Regions from separate parts of the Homo sapiens genome. Here region 2 is linked to region 1. A link is a contact called in ENCODE Hi-C or POLR2A ChIA-PET data. All regions are on one chromosome and are shown on one strand. The core of a region is the stretch at or near the end of the contact, and the rest is flanking DNA. Distances in the headings are between cores, read along the strand shown. Region 1 overlaps LINC00673 (long intergenic non-protein coding RNA 673). Region 2 has its middle 32 kb from the start of LINC02003.

Region 1 (6,009 bases), core at 1,992-4,491:
ACATAAAATGGCAGGAGAGGAATTCTCACATAAAGTAGGATGTACTGTGCCAAGTTAGCTCAGTTTGACTTCTTGTTTTTTTTTTTTTTTTTTTTTTTTTTTGGTGGGGAGGAGGGGGGTCAGGGTCTTGCTCCCCAGGCTGGAGGGCAGTGGTATGATCATAGCTCACTGCAGCCCTGACCTCCTAGGCTCAAATGATCCTCCCGTCTCATCCTTGTGAGTAGCTGGGACCACTGACATGCGCCACCATGCCTGGCTCATTATTTTATTTTATTTTATTTTATTTTTTGTAGAGGTTTCTTTTTCCTATGTTGTCCAGGTTTGGCCTCCCCAGGTGCTGGGATTACAGGTGTGAGCCACTGCGCCCAGCTAGTTTGACCTCTTGAGGACTTTAGAAACCCCCCTTTCCCTTAGACTATTAGAGATTTTTAATTCCATGTTTTTCCCTCTCTTGTGGATCTGTTCTCCCCTCAGAGGATACCCAACTCCATGGCAGAGCCTACTACTTTCACGGTCATGTCCCCACTGCCTGGTTCTGAAGGGAGCACGTGAGTGCTTTGCAGGGCTTGGTATGGGTGCAACTTGTTTCTGTGATTCTGGAATCAGCCTCACCAGACTTGGCCCATGAGGCCAGGACCTCTGATTGACCACCTGGGTCCCATGTCCAGCAGAGTGAGAGACGTATAGTAGGTGCTCAATAAATATTTGAACAAAGGGATAAGTAGAATTTCCCTTTTTCTCTCTTACAAGTCATTTATTCAATAAACGTTGTCTCAAGGTTATACGGTGCTAAGGAAGGCACTCAGAGCACTTTAGGAGCTCTGATAGAGATAGAAGGTGAATACGAGCTTGATTGCCGGGTAGAAAGAAGGTGGTAAGTGCTGCAAGAGACACAAGGGAATGACATGCACCCTGAATCAAGGTCTGCACGCTGTCACTTGGCAGCTGTAGGACCTGGTCATGTTGCTTGTCCCCTAGGCCTCCATGTGCCCATCTGTGCAATGGGATAGTAGTGGTTTGCACTGTACAAGGTGGTTGTAGAAGTGAGAGCCTCTGCCTAGAAAGCCCTTAGTATAGTGCCTGGTACGTAATGACTGCTCAAGGAAGGGGGAGCTTTTAGTTACAGACATGTACGATCTGAAGAAATGAAAGGCATTGAACTTTGGTGGGTAAATTGGGTCTTTTCCAGCAAAGGTATAAATCCTTAAAAGCCAAGATCATATTGTTTGATTTCTCTGGGCTCTCTGCTGGATACAGTGCCAAGTCCATAACTGTATACCCCATGGACACTCTATGTTAAATGGAGATTAATGTGTAAGAGGTGTTTTTTTTTGTTTTGTTTTGTTTTTTAATTTGGAAAAGAAGCTTAAAGACCACAATGGGTGTGGCATTGGCTCGACCCACAGATCTGCTTAGTCTCAGACAGGCACTTTGAACCAGTCTTTTAAAATTGCGTCACAACAACTGGTGCTTCATAAGGATTTGATGATATTCTTGGACATAGGATATGGAGTTCTCTTCCTGTCCAGCCTCGGGCTATGAGGACTAACCCTGCTAAGTCTGATCTCTTCTTAGGAAAGTCAGGAGGATTGCAAATAATCACCATGACATGCCTATAGGGGACTAGCCTGTATAAAAGAGAGCGTCAGAGTCTTATTTCTAAGAATAGGAACGAGGAGGGAAATGGTGAGTGGATGTGAACTAGACAGGTCACCCGGCAGTCGGCTCTTTCTTCCTAGAATGTCCAGTTCACGTCTGTGTCGCCTCTAAGGGCTGCATGGATCAGAATCACCCAACACTGGATCCTCACCTACCTGGCCAAACCAGTCCTGACTTTGCTTCTTGTTCAGGGACCCACAGCACGATGCTAACAGCTGGACCTGATGTCAGAGGCGGAGAACTGTCTGGATTTCCCTCCCAGCCTCCTCCTCCAACGCCCTTTTGATCCAAGATTGAGTAAGAGACATTGGCAGATGCTGAGAAGGACAACCCAATTGTTTTAACTTGCAGACCGAGGGGGAGATGGGTTCCAGTCTGCACATGACTCGTGCACAGTCCCCCCACCCCACCCTGACTTAGAAAATTCCAAACCGACTACAAGACCAGAAACAAACCACATGCCAGTCGCCCCCTTGTCTGTACACACATGTGGAGTTCAGAGCCACCCTTGGAGAGAGGCTGCTCAGGCTCAGCTCCCTGTGCTGGGCTTTCTAGATCTAGCTCTGTTCGGGGGAGTTCTTAGCCCGTTTTCTGGGGTTGCTGCCGTTTGGATGCAGGGTGTGATTCTTAGGGGTTAGGGAGAGGACCACCCTGGTAAAAAGCCAGGTTAATGGGACAATCTTCCATGCAGCTTGGCCCCCTCCATTCCCCTGTAGCTCCTCGCTCAGCCGCACTCTGAGAACAGCTTTTGCTCTGTTTCCTGGTCTCTGAATGCGGTAGCTGTGTCCCCGGCCTGCAACGAGGGCATATCATGTAACTCCTCCCGGCTTCATTCCTATGCAGGACAGGTAGGCTGCAGGCTCTAACAAGCCGCCAGCCAGGCTCCACTGAGGCCTCGGCACCGGTGGAAATTTAAAAAAAAAAAAAAAAAAAAGAGCAAGCAGTGGGGAGTGAGCGAGTGAGGGAGAGAGGGATTATTTTGTTTCAATGTGTTTGAAAGCGGGATCTGTGGCCAGTTGGGGTTTTTTTTTCCTCCCCCCGTTATTTACACAGTCTGTTCGGAGACACACTAGGGCCTGTTTGGATTGGGTGTTTGCTCCGGAGACAGGCCAAGTATTCCAGCACTGCGCTTTGGCACTGCCACCTCGGCGGCACCAGGAGGCCCAGTCGGTCACAAGACCTCACGGGGCCTCCTTGCTCTCTGCTTATCCTCCTTTCACCTCCTCTCCCTTCCTCACCACTGATCCCAGCCACCTTGGGCGGCTGGGGAGCGAGGCTGACCGCTAAGTGGACCTGACCTTCAGAATGAGGGCTTTCTGAGGCAAGGGCAGGGAGGGGTGTGGCTCGTGGAAGACAGAGAGAAGGGTTGGGGTAGGGACCCAGGGATAGATCTCTAGAAGGGTCTGGATTCCCTAGGGGCCTGCGATGAAACTTGCACTCTGTGGAATAGTTCCAGGGTTGAGGAGGTAAGCAGAGGCCAGACCGCCCTGGAAGTTTGCGTAAGGGCTGTTCTCCTGGGGGTGCTGAGCTGGGAGAAGGCTTGCCTGGGGAGGTGGCGGGGCCAGAGCTAGCCAGAGCTGTCCTGCAGGTCCCTGCCATGCTGAGGGTGATGCAACACCAGCATCTCTTGCTAGAAATGCAGACTCTCTAGCCCCAGCCAGACCTACGGCATTGGAATCTGCATTTTAACAAGGGTCCCAGGTATTGTGTGTGTACATTAAAGTTTGAGAAGCACTGCCTTGGGCCCACGTATCCCACAGGCAGTTAGTTTCCTGGCATCCTCATGATGTCTTGAGATGCTTTTGGACAAAGGGATTCTGCAGACCAGTACATTTGGAGAATGTTACAAAATGTACCCCCCACCCCTTGGAAATTGATTTGCTTATGCTTGCTGGTGAAGTCTGTGAGAAGTTCCATAGGAAGAATCCATCTAGTTTGGTTTAACTCAGTGTTTCCCACATTTAACATTTATTTATTTATTTATTTATATTTTTATTTCTTTCTTTCTTTTTTTCTTTTTTCTTTGAGATGGAGTCTCACACTGTCACCCAGGCTGGAGTGCAGTGGCATGATCTTGGCTCACTGCAACCTCTGCCTCCTGGGTTCAAGTGATTCTCCTGCCTCAGCCTCCCAAGTAGCTGGGATTACAGGTGTGCACCACCATGCCTGGCAATTTTTTTTTTTTTTTTTGTATTTTTAGTAGAGATGTGGTTTTGCCATGTTGGCCAGACTGGTCTCAAACTCCTGACCTCAAGTGATCCACCTATCTTGGCCTCCCAAAGTGCTGGGATTACAGGTGTGAGCCAATGCGCCTGGCCCTTATTTATTTATTTTTAAATGGACACATAATAATTGTAGATAAATGTATGGGATACCTAGTGTTGTTTTGATATATACAATGTATATTGATCAGATCAGGGTAATTAGCATATCCATGATCTCAAACGTTTATCCTTTCTCTGTGTTGGGAACATTCAATGTTCTCTCTTGTAGCTATTTCAAAATATATATCATTGTTAACTGTAGTCATCCTACAGTGGTATAGAACACTAGAACGTATTTCTCCTGTCCATCTATAATTTTATAGCCTTTAACAAATCTCTCCCCATCCTTCTTTTCCCCCTGCCCTTTCCAGCCTTGAATAACCTCTGTTCTACTCTTTACTTCCTATGAGATCTACTTTTTCAGCTTCCACATGAGTAAGAACATGAGGTGTTTAGCTCTGTTCCCAAATTTGACTGAGATCATCTCCTACCATTTCCCCCCACCGAGGAGTGAGCGTTAATGTTCTGTAGGGCTGGTGGTGTGTGGCTTCTGATTATTTATTTATTTATTTTTTTGAGATGGAGTCTCGCTCTGTCACCCAGGCTGGAGTGCAGTGGCGCGATCTCAGCTCACCGCAAGCTCTGCCTCCCAGGTTCACGCCATTCTCCTGCCTCAGCCTCCCAAGTAGCTGGGACTACAGGTGCCTGCCACCACACCCAGCTAATTTTTTTGTATTTTTAGTAGAGATCGGGTTTCACCGTGTTAGCCAGGATGGTCTCAATCTTCTGACCTCGTGATCCGCCCGCCTCGGCCTCCCAAAGTGCTGGGATTGCAGGCGTGAGCCACCGCGCCTGCCGGCTTCTGCTTTGAGAAACACTGTTCCTGTCAATCAGTTTACTCTTGGGATTTTCCAGGGAGCTTATCTTCACTTTAGATAAGAGGTCGAGAACATAGTGGTTAACAGGTGGATTTTGGAGCTAAACGAACTGGCTTCTGACCCTTTCTCAGCCCCTTAGTAGGGATGTGACTTTTGCCAAGTTATTTAGCTGCTTTGTGCCTTGGTTTCCCCTCTATAAATTTGGACTTATGATAGCACTTACTAGATGGAGTTGTAGCGAAGTTTAAATCATATGATACGAGGCTGGGCGTGGTGGCTCATGCCTGTAATTCCAGGACTTTGGGAGGCTGAGGCAGGCGGATCACCTGAAGTCAGGAGTTCAAGACCAGCCTGGCCAACATGGTGAAACTCCGTCTCTACAAAAATACAAAAAGTATCCGGGTGTGGTGATGCATGCCTGTAATCCCAGCTACTCAGGAGGCTGAGGCAGGAGAATCACTTGAACCTGGTAGGCAGTGGTTGTGGTGAGCTGAGATTGTGCCATTGCACTCCAGCCTGGGCAACAGGAGCAAGACTCCGTCTCAAAAAAAAAAAAAAAAAAAAAAAGTGATATGGATTTAAATTAGGATAGTGCCCAGAGCATAGAACCCTCTTAATAAATACTGGTGAGCTAATATTTTTGAGTCTTACTCTTGTGGGGTCACTGCCTCCCTTGTATTCTAGATGAATAATCTCAAACCCACTGTGCATCAGAATCACCCGTGGAGCTCTTTTGGAAACACAATTTCCCAAGGCCACAGGCCAGGTCTATTGAGTCAGTCTCCAGCAGGAAAGCCTGTGAATCTGCATTTTGAGAAGCTTCTTGGATGGTTCCAAGGTAGCCAACCTGACTTTAGATGGCAAGGGAGCAGCTGCTCTAGAGCCACTATAGCTGAGAAACACCTGCTCTGATTTCCCACACTGGTTTCAGTCACATAACTCAGAAGGGTCTGTGCAATCAAGCCTAAGGCTCTGATGTTGGTGGTAGAGCCTTCCTCGCTTTGCACTTCAGTTTCCTTATCTGCAAAATGAGGCAGCCATGCAAAGTGTAGTCCTTGGACCAGCGACATCAGCATCATTTGGGAACTTGATAGAAGGCACAATCTGTGGCTCCATGCCAGACCTATGGAGTCAGAATCCACATTGTAACAAGATCCCCAGGAGGCTCTTGTTAAACAGAAATAGCACCTCTCTAGAAAAGGTTGAAA
Region 2 (6,117 bases), core at 2,295-4,794, 130 kb after region 1:
ACTGCAGAAATCCAGAAGACACAAACAAGCTGAAAAAGGAGAAATTGACCATAATCCCCAACCCAGAGGGTCATATGCAATCTGCAAGTTGGAAAGGTTATTCTAGGCTACGGGGTGGGGGAGCTTCTGAGACTTTCATCCTCACGAGCTAGCGGGACATACGCTATAATGTGTACTTGGATCACTGGGGGTCTTGTTACCATGCAGATTCTGAGTCAGTAAGCCTGGGTGAGGCCTGTGATCTTGCATTTCTAACCAGCTCCTGGGGGATGCAGAGGGCCTAGCCACAGAACACACTTTCAATAGCAAGGGTCTAGGGCATCCCTGTCCAATAGAACTTTCCTTGGTGATGGAAATGTCTCATATCTGTGCTATTGGATATGTTACGTCGCCACTAGCCTCCTGAGGCTATTGAGCTGTTGAAATGTGGCTCATGCAACCGAGCAAGATAATTCAAAATTGTATTGAATATTCATTCATGTACATTTAAATAGCCACATATATGCTGGTGGCTACCATGTTGGACAGCACAGAAGATTCCATTGGTTCATACAAGTCCAGGTGCAAGCCCTCTCTCCCTGCAAGGAAGATGCAGACTCAGATGCAGATGGCCACCTGGTCCTCCATCGTGTGCCCTGAATCTGCTGCCCTGACTCTCCCCTCGTACGAACCCTGCACTGGGGAGACCCATCCGCTTGGTATTCTCCACACAGTGCTTCTTTCTGGTTACTATCCTGCTTAAAAGGGACTGCTGAGAAGTGAGCATGAGATCGATGGCCTGGCTTAAAAATAAGAGCTTACAGCCTGACCAAAGCCTGCAAAAGTCTGCACACAGCCGTTCTAGGAAACTAGCTGCATTCAAAGCAGTGCTGAGCATCCAGGGGCCACTACGGCCCATCAGATACTGTATCCTGACTGCTCTTTCCCTCCTCGTAACATTAAGAGACAGTTTTGGGTCGATGCAACAATGCTGCAGAAGCCCTTGGGTCCACGTCTGCTCCTACCAAAGCCCTCCCGGGCAGTGCCTTCCCATTCGCACGCTGAAATATTAGATGTTCAGTCGAGAGTCCAACAGCAAAATAGTTCTGAAATTGTGTGTGCTTTTTTTTTTCTTCTAATTTAATGTGCCAGACAAGCCTCCCTGTAATTAAAACCAGAAACAAGGACCAGACTTAGACAGAGATTTGAAGGCTGTAAAATTCTAGGACAGGTTTATGTAAAGCAATTAAAAAGGGAGTTAAAAATTGTTAAAAAATTAAACACTAATTACTTTTTTTTCTCCTCTCATTTCTGCTGAGCTGTTCTGGCCATGGAGCTCAGAGAAAGATATAAAAAGGAGAAAGTTTTGCCTCGTTGCTGTAAATCATGTTCAACAAATGCTTCTCTGCATTTTGCAACCGAACCCATCTGCTGTCAATTAGTCTAAATCATGCCTTTTCAATTAAAGTGGCTTAGGGAAGTCTGGTAGTGAAACGGGTGTGTGTGAGTGTGTGAGTGCGTGTGTGTGTGTGCATGCGCGTGTGTGAGGGGAGGGGGCTGGCCTGGTGGTTGTGAGGAATGGGAGAAAGGTGAAGTCTGATTTCAGGCTGCGAGGTGGAAATATCTTTTAAAAGGTGTGATCTTATTTTAGTGTTTTCCATATAAAATGCGGTATTATTTGCATGCTGTGGGGAGTGGTGAAGGGTGGAAACAAAGCTGAAGAGTTGAGGCTTGAGAATTGGATGCAAACTCGTTCTGGTGAGCCCCAGCTTGAGTGGAGCTTGCTGCCTGGATGGCACCCATGGGTGTTGGTTGGGAGCTGCTGGAGAGGGGGTGTTCCGAGACCACCGTGTTACGAACATCTAAGAGGGGGCAGGAATCATGGCTGCAACATGGGGTCTTCAGAGTACGCAGACAGACGCTTCCATGGAGGGAGAGTGGGTTCAGTATTAAAACTGAGATACCTAGCTGGGCACGGTGGCTCACGCCTGTAATCCCAGCACTTTAGGAGGCCAAGGTAGGCGGATCACCTGAAGTCAGGAGTTCGAGACCAGCCTGGCCAACATGGTGAAACCCTGTCTCTACTAAAAATACAAAAATAAGCCAGGTGTGGTGATTCGTGCCTGTAATCCCAGCTACTCGGGAGGCTGAGGCAGGAGAATTGCTCGAACCTGGGAGGCAGAGATTGCAGTGAGCCGAGATCGCACCTCTGCACTTTGGCCTGGGCGACAGAGCAAGACTCCATCTCAAAACAAAAACAAAAACAAAACAAAAACTGAGAGACCTGCAAAAACTCTGCATTCTGACCGAGGCCAGTGGGGGATTAAAGAGGAAAAGGTGCTGTTGTCTTTCCAAATACAGTGGACTTTCAACATCCCAAGATGGTCTGGGTGCGACGCAGGCAGGAGCTATAAGAAGGGTCCAGTCTCTAGGGACCTGAAGAGGATCTGATGCCAAGTTCTTTTTTAGAGTCCCCCAGGCCATGTGGGCCCTGTCCTGGGGGGAAGTTCAGATGGTGGCGTGGTTCACCCACAGGCCAGGGCATTTGAGCTGAGGAGCCATTGGACAGGAGTGTGCATGTGTCTTTGCATGGAGAACCCCTCTGTGTGCTCCGTGCCCACCTCTGGCTTCCCAGCCTGTGATGATCTGTTTCCCAGCTCTTAACTCCTCCCCAGGTGCATCAGGTGGGGCTGCACCTGAGAGATGGGGCAAGGAGGTAGTTTGGGGTGCTTGTGTTTGACTTCACGTGGTCTCCTCTCCTCTGAAAAAGAGAAACATGCTTGCCTTGACTCAACTTAGGTGGAGGAATCTGTGTTCTCTCCCCGCTGCTCCGCTCACAGTGGGAGGGGTGGGAGATGAAGTGGGTGGTCTGCTGAGGAGTGTTTATTTTCAATCACTGAGCCCCTCCTCTCTTGCTGGTCTCACTCCCTCTGCAGAGCTGTCCTGAGGGATCTGCAACCTGCTGGGAAACCTGCTCCTTGGTTGGGGTTTAGAGGGAGGGGATTTGGTAAGGGAAGGCCTGGTGCCACCAGCTGGGTCTTTGAGATTCAATATCCATACTGATGATAATAATAATAGCTAAATATGCGAAACACTTGCTATGTTCCTAAACATTATGCAGAATCCCTCATTTCAGACACTTGCCCAGTGTCACACAGCTCATAGGTGCAGAGACAGGACTCAAAGCTGGGTTGCATGCTTTTGACCCCCAGACTACACCACCTTATATAGCGAGGGGCCTCCAAGAGCTTCCATGCTCTCTGCTGCTATGCTCCTAAGTTGGGGTTTGGAGGAGGGTGCCGGTGAGGAGAGGCCACCTCCGCATTATTAATGGGTGGACTTGGGTGTGACTGGTGGTGTACTGATCGATCTTTGAGTGAGGCACACCTGGGTTTGCATCCCAGCTATGCCACCTGCTGCTTATTTAAACCGCCCCCAAATCACTTATCGTCTTGGTCCATTTGCAAAACGAGGTTCAGCCCGACCTCCCTGGACAAGGGCCACATTGCATTTGCTGAGTGTGCCCAGCATGGAGAAGACACTCCATAAATGTTGGGCTCCTTGCCTTTCTTCCTGGTGGCCTGATTCCATGAAGCTTGACCTGGTTTCTTTCTGGCTTCCAGCCTGTGATTTCCTGCAGGATACAGTTACAGGTCTCTTTCCAAGTGATTCACTCTAAACAAGACCCGGGTGGGACGCTGTCCGCCAAGCAGGGCAACACCCCAGTGGGCTGGGCCAGAACACCCCATCCAGGGGCTCCAACCCCTGGGAAAGGCCACCTCCAGCTCCCGAGGAGCCCTGCCCTATGTGGCAGCTGGATGGAAAGGTTGAGGCCAACTCAGCTTCTGTTTTCTGTCCACAGCTCCTTCAAGCTGCCTGGTGCCCCACCGGCCAGCCCAGAGGAAGGAAGGGCTGCCTGGCTTTGCTCCAGGGGAGCCCAGCAGGCCCAGCCGTGCAGGCTGTCCTCACTCTGAGCCCCTTTAATCCGACGGCTGAGTGCAGTGAGCCATAACCAGGGCTTCCAGGAGCCTCCCTGAGCCAGGCACCAGTGTTCCCAGCCACCTCCAAGGGGGGTGGAGAGGCTGCTGCCTGGCTCCCAGGAGCTGGCAGGATGTGGGATATGGAACCTGGGGGCCAGAGGCTTTAGTTGGGTGCACAAAGGTGCCTGCCCCCTGGGAGGTCCTCTCTGCATCTCAGAAAGGAGGTTCTGGTGAAGACAGCTGGCTGAGATAGGGAGCTGTATTAGTTTATTTTCACACTGCTATAAAGAAATACCTGAGACTGGGTAATTTATAAAGGAAAGAGGTTTAATTGACTCACCGTTCCACATGGCTGGGGAGGCCTCAGGAAACTTACAGTCATGGCGGAAGGGGAAGCAAGGACCTTCTTTACATGGCAGCAGGAGAGAGAAGAGAGTGAGGGGGGAAGAGCCCCTTTTAAAACCATCAGCTCTTGTAAGAAGTCACTATCACAAGAACAGTACAGGGGAAACCACCCCTGTGATTCAATCACCTTGAACCAGGTATCTCCCTCAACACCTGGAAATTACAACTCAAGATGAGATTTGGGTGGGGACACAGAGCCAAACCATATCAGGAGCCCACTCTCCAGGTACCACTTTCTTCTTCTTGTGGGCCCTCCATCATCCTCCCCATACCCCAAGCATGGTGTCCCATGGCTGAGCTGAACTGACTGCATTGAAGAGCCTTGTCCCAGCTCTCAGCTTCCTGTCCCTGTCCTCTCTCAAGCTCTGTCCCTAGGATAATTGGAAAAGCTTTCCTTTTTTTTCTTTTTCTTTTCTTTTCTTTCTTTTTTTTTTTTTTGAGACAGAGTCTCACTGTGTTGCCAGACTGGAGTGCAGTGGCACTATCTCAGCTCACTGCAACCTTCACCTCCCAGGTTCAAGCAATTCTTCTGCCTCAGCCTCCCAAGTAGCTGGGACTACAGGTGTGTGCCACCACACCCAGCTAATTTTTGTATTTTTACTAGAGATGGGGTTTTACCATGTTGGCCAGGATGTTCTCGATCTCTTGACCTCGTGATCTGCCTGCCTTGGCCTCCCAAAGTGCTGGGATTACAGGCATGAGCCACTGTTCCTGGCTGGAAAAGCTTTTCTATCTAATTGAAATGGAGTAAGTTGGAAGAGGTGCTTTCATTCAGGCCAGATTATGTCTCAGGAGAGCAGGGATGCTGGGGTCAGACACACCAGCCTCTGAACTCAGTGCTATCACTTGGGCTGGGTGGCCTTAGGCAGGTGACTGAGCCTCTCCAGGTCTCGTTTCCTCCATCTGAAAACTGAGAACAAATCATACTTTTCAGTGTGATTCAGAGGATCTGAACTAAACCATGGGAAGTACCTGGTAAAGCATCTGCCACATGTAACAAGCAAGGAGTAAATTGTCTCATGTCCTGCAGATCCTCCCGCTCCCACCAAGAAATTCTGTGCTTTGCATCCACGCACCCCCAGGCGGTTATCACAGACCCTCTTTCATAAGACCGTATTCCACAGGACTCCTTTGGAGCCAAGTGACCAAGTTATGTCTGGTCTTCCCCTGGGAGAAGTCTGGCCTGGGCCTGCATTTAGTCACAGGATCAGGTTGAAAGTCAAGCCTGTTGCTCCTGGGTGGCTGGCTGGGGCTGGGAGGTGGCCCTTCGCCGTGTGCAGACACATTCTCTGGGCACAGCTGAGCCTTAATGTGATGGTGGAGGGAAGCTCAGCCTGGCGTCTGGAATAACACCACAGGCCTTGAGGTTTGCACTGTCTCATCCCCTGGGAAGGTCGCCAAGCCGAGTCGGCATCTCGCTCTTTGCAGGCCTGGAGAGCTGCCCTTTGGTGGCTTACTTGCTTGTCCTCATGCCCCTGCCCGCTGAAGGCCACTGTGTCCCGAGCGGCCTGCCTCTGGGGTTCACCCTTCCAGCCATCACCTTGCCTTCAGTGAGGAAGACTCTCATCAGAATTCTCCCTGCTCACTGGTTCTAGGGAAACCTTCACCCCTACCCACACCCCCAGCCCCAGGAGAAAGCCACTTACTTGGGAATGGGGTCTCTGGAGGCCCTTGTAGTACTCCTAGGAGCCTTGTAGTACTCCTACTGCACCTAATGAACTTGGACAAGAGTTTCTGTCCCTTGGGCTGACCC

Evidence for each region. Hi-C counts contacts between places; a loop is a spot of excess contacts on that map. ChIA-PET counts read pairs that join two places held with the same protein, here RNA polymerase II (POLR2A). Pooled maps may share reads with other maps.
Region 2: a pooled map shows a loop between it and region 1 (2.4-fold over the local background). The contact joins two enhancer-like sites. A Hi-C loop is called at or near these places in 4 of 37 single-sample maps with no recorded cell type and 4 of 50 pooled maps. POLR2A ChIA-PET finds 5 or more read pairs at or near these places in 3 of 52 experiments (GM12878, Panc1 and WTC11).

Annotation. Positions count from the first base shown.
Region 1 is chr17:72,498,728-72,504,736 of GRCh38, reverse strand. The region is part of intron 1 of LINC00673 (long intergenic non-protein coding RNA 673); the gene reads left to right. Among named protein-coding and RNA genes, the nearest start is that of LINC00673, 91 kb to the left of the region's middle. Within about 2 kb of position 3,241, at least 12 of the 41 ENCODE cell types and tissues checked have a DNase peak (open chromatin) inside an H3K27ac peak, as active enhancers do.
Region 2 is chr17:72,371,963-72,378,079 of GRCh38, reverse strand. No RefSeq gene overlaps it. Among named protein-coding and RNA genes, the nearest start is that of LINC02003, 32 kb to the right of the region's middle. Within about 2 kb of position 3,544, at least 2 of the 41 ENCODE cell types and tissues checked have a DNase peak (open chromatin) inside an H3K27ac peak, as active enhancers do.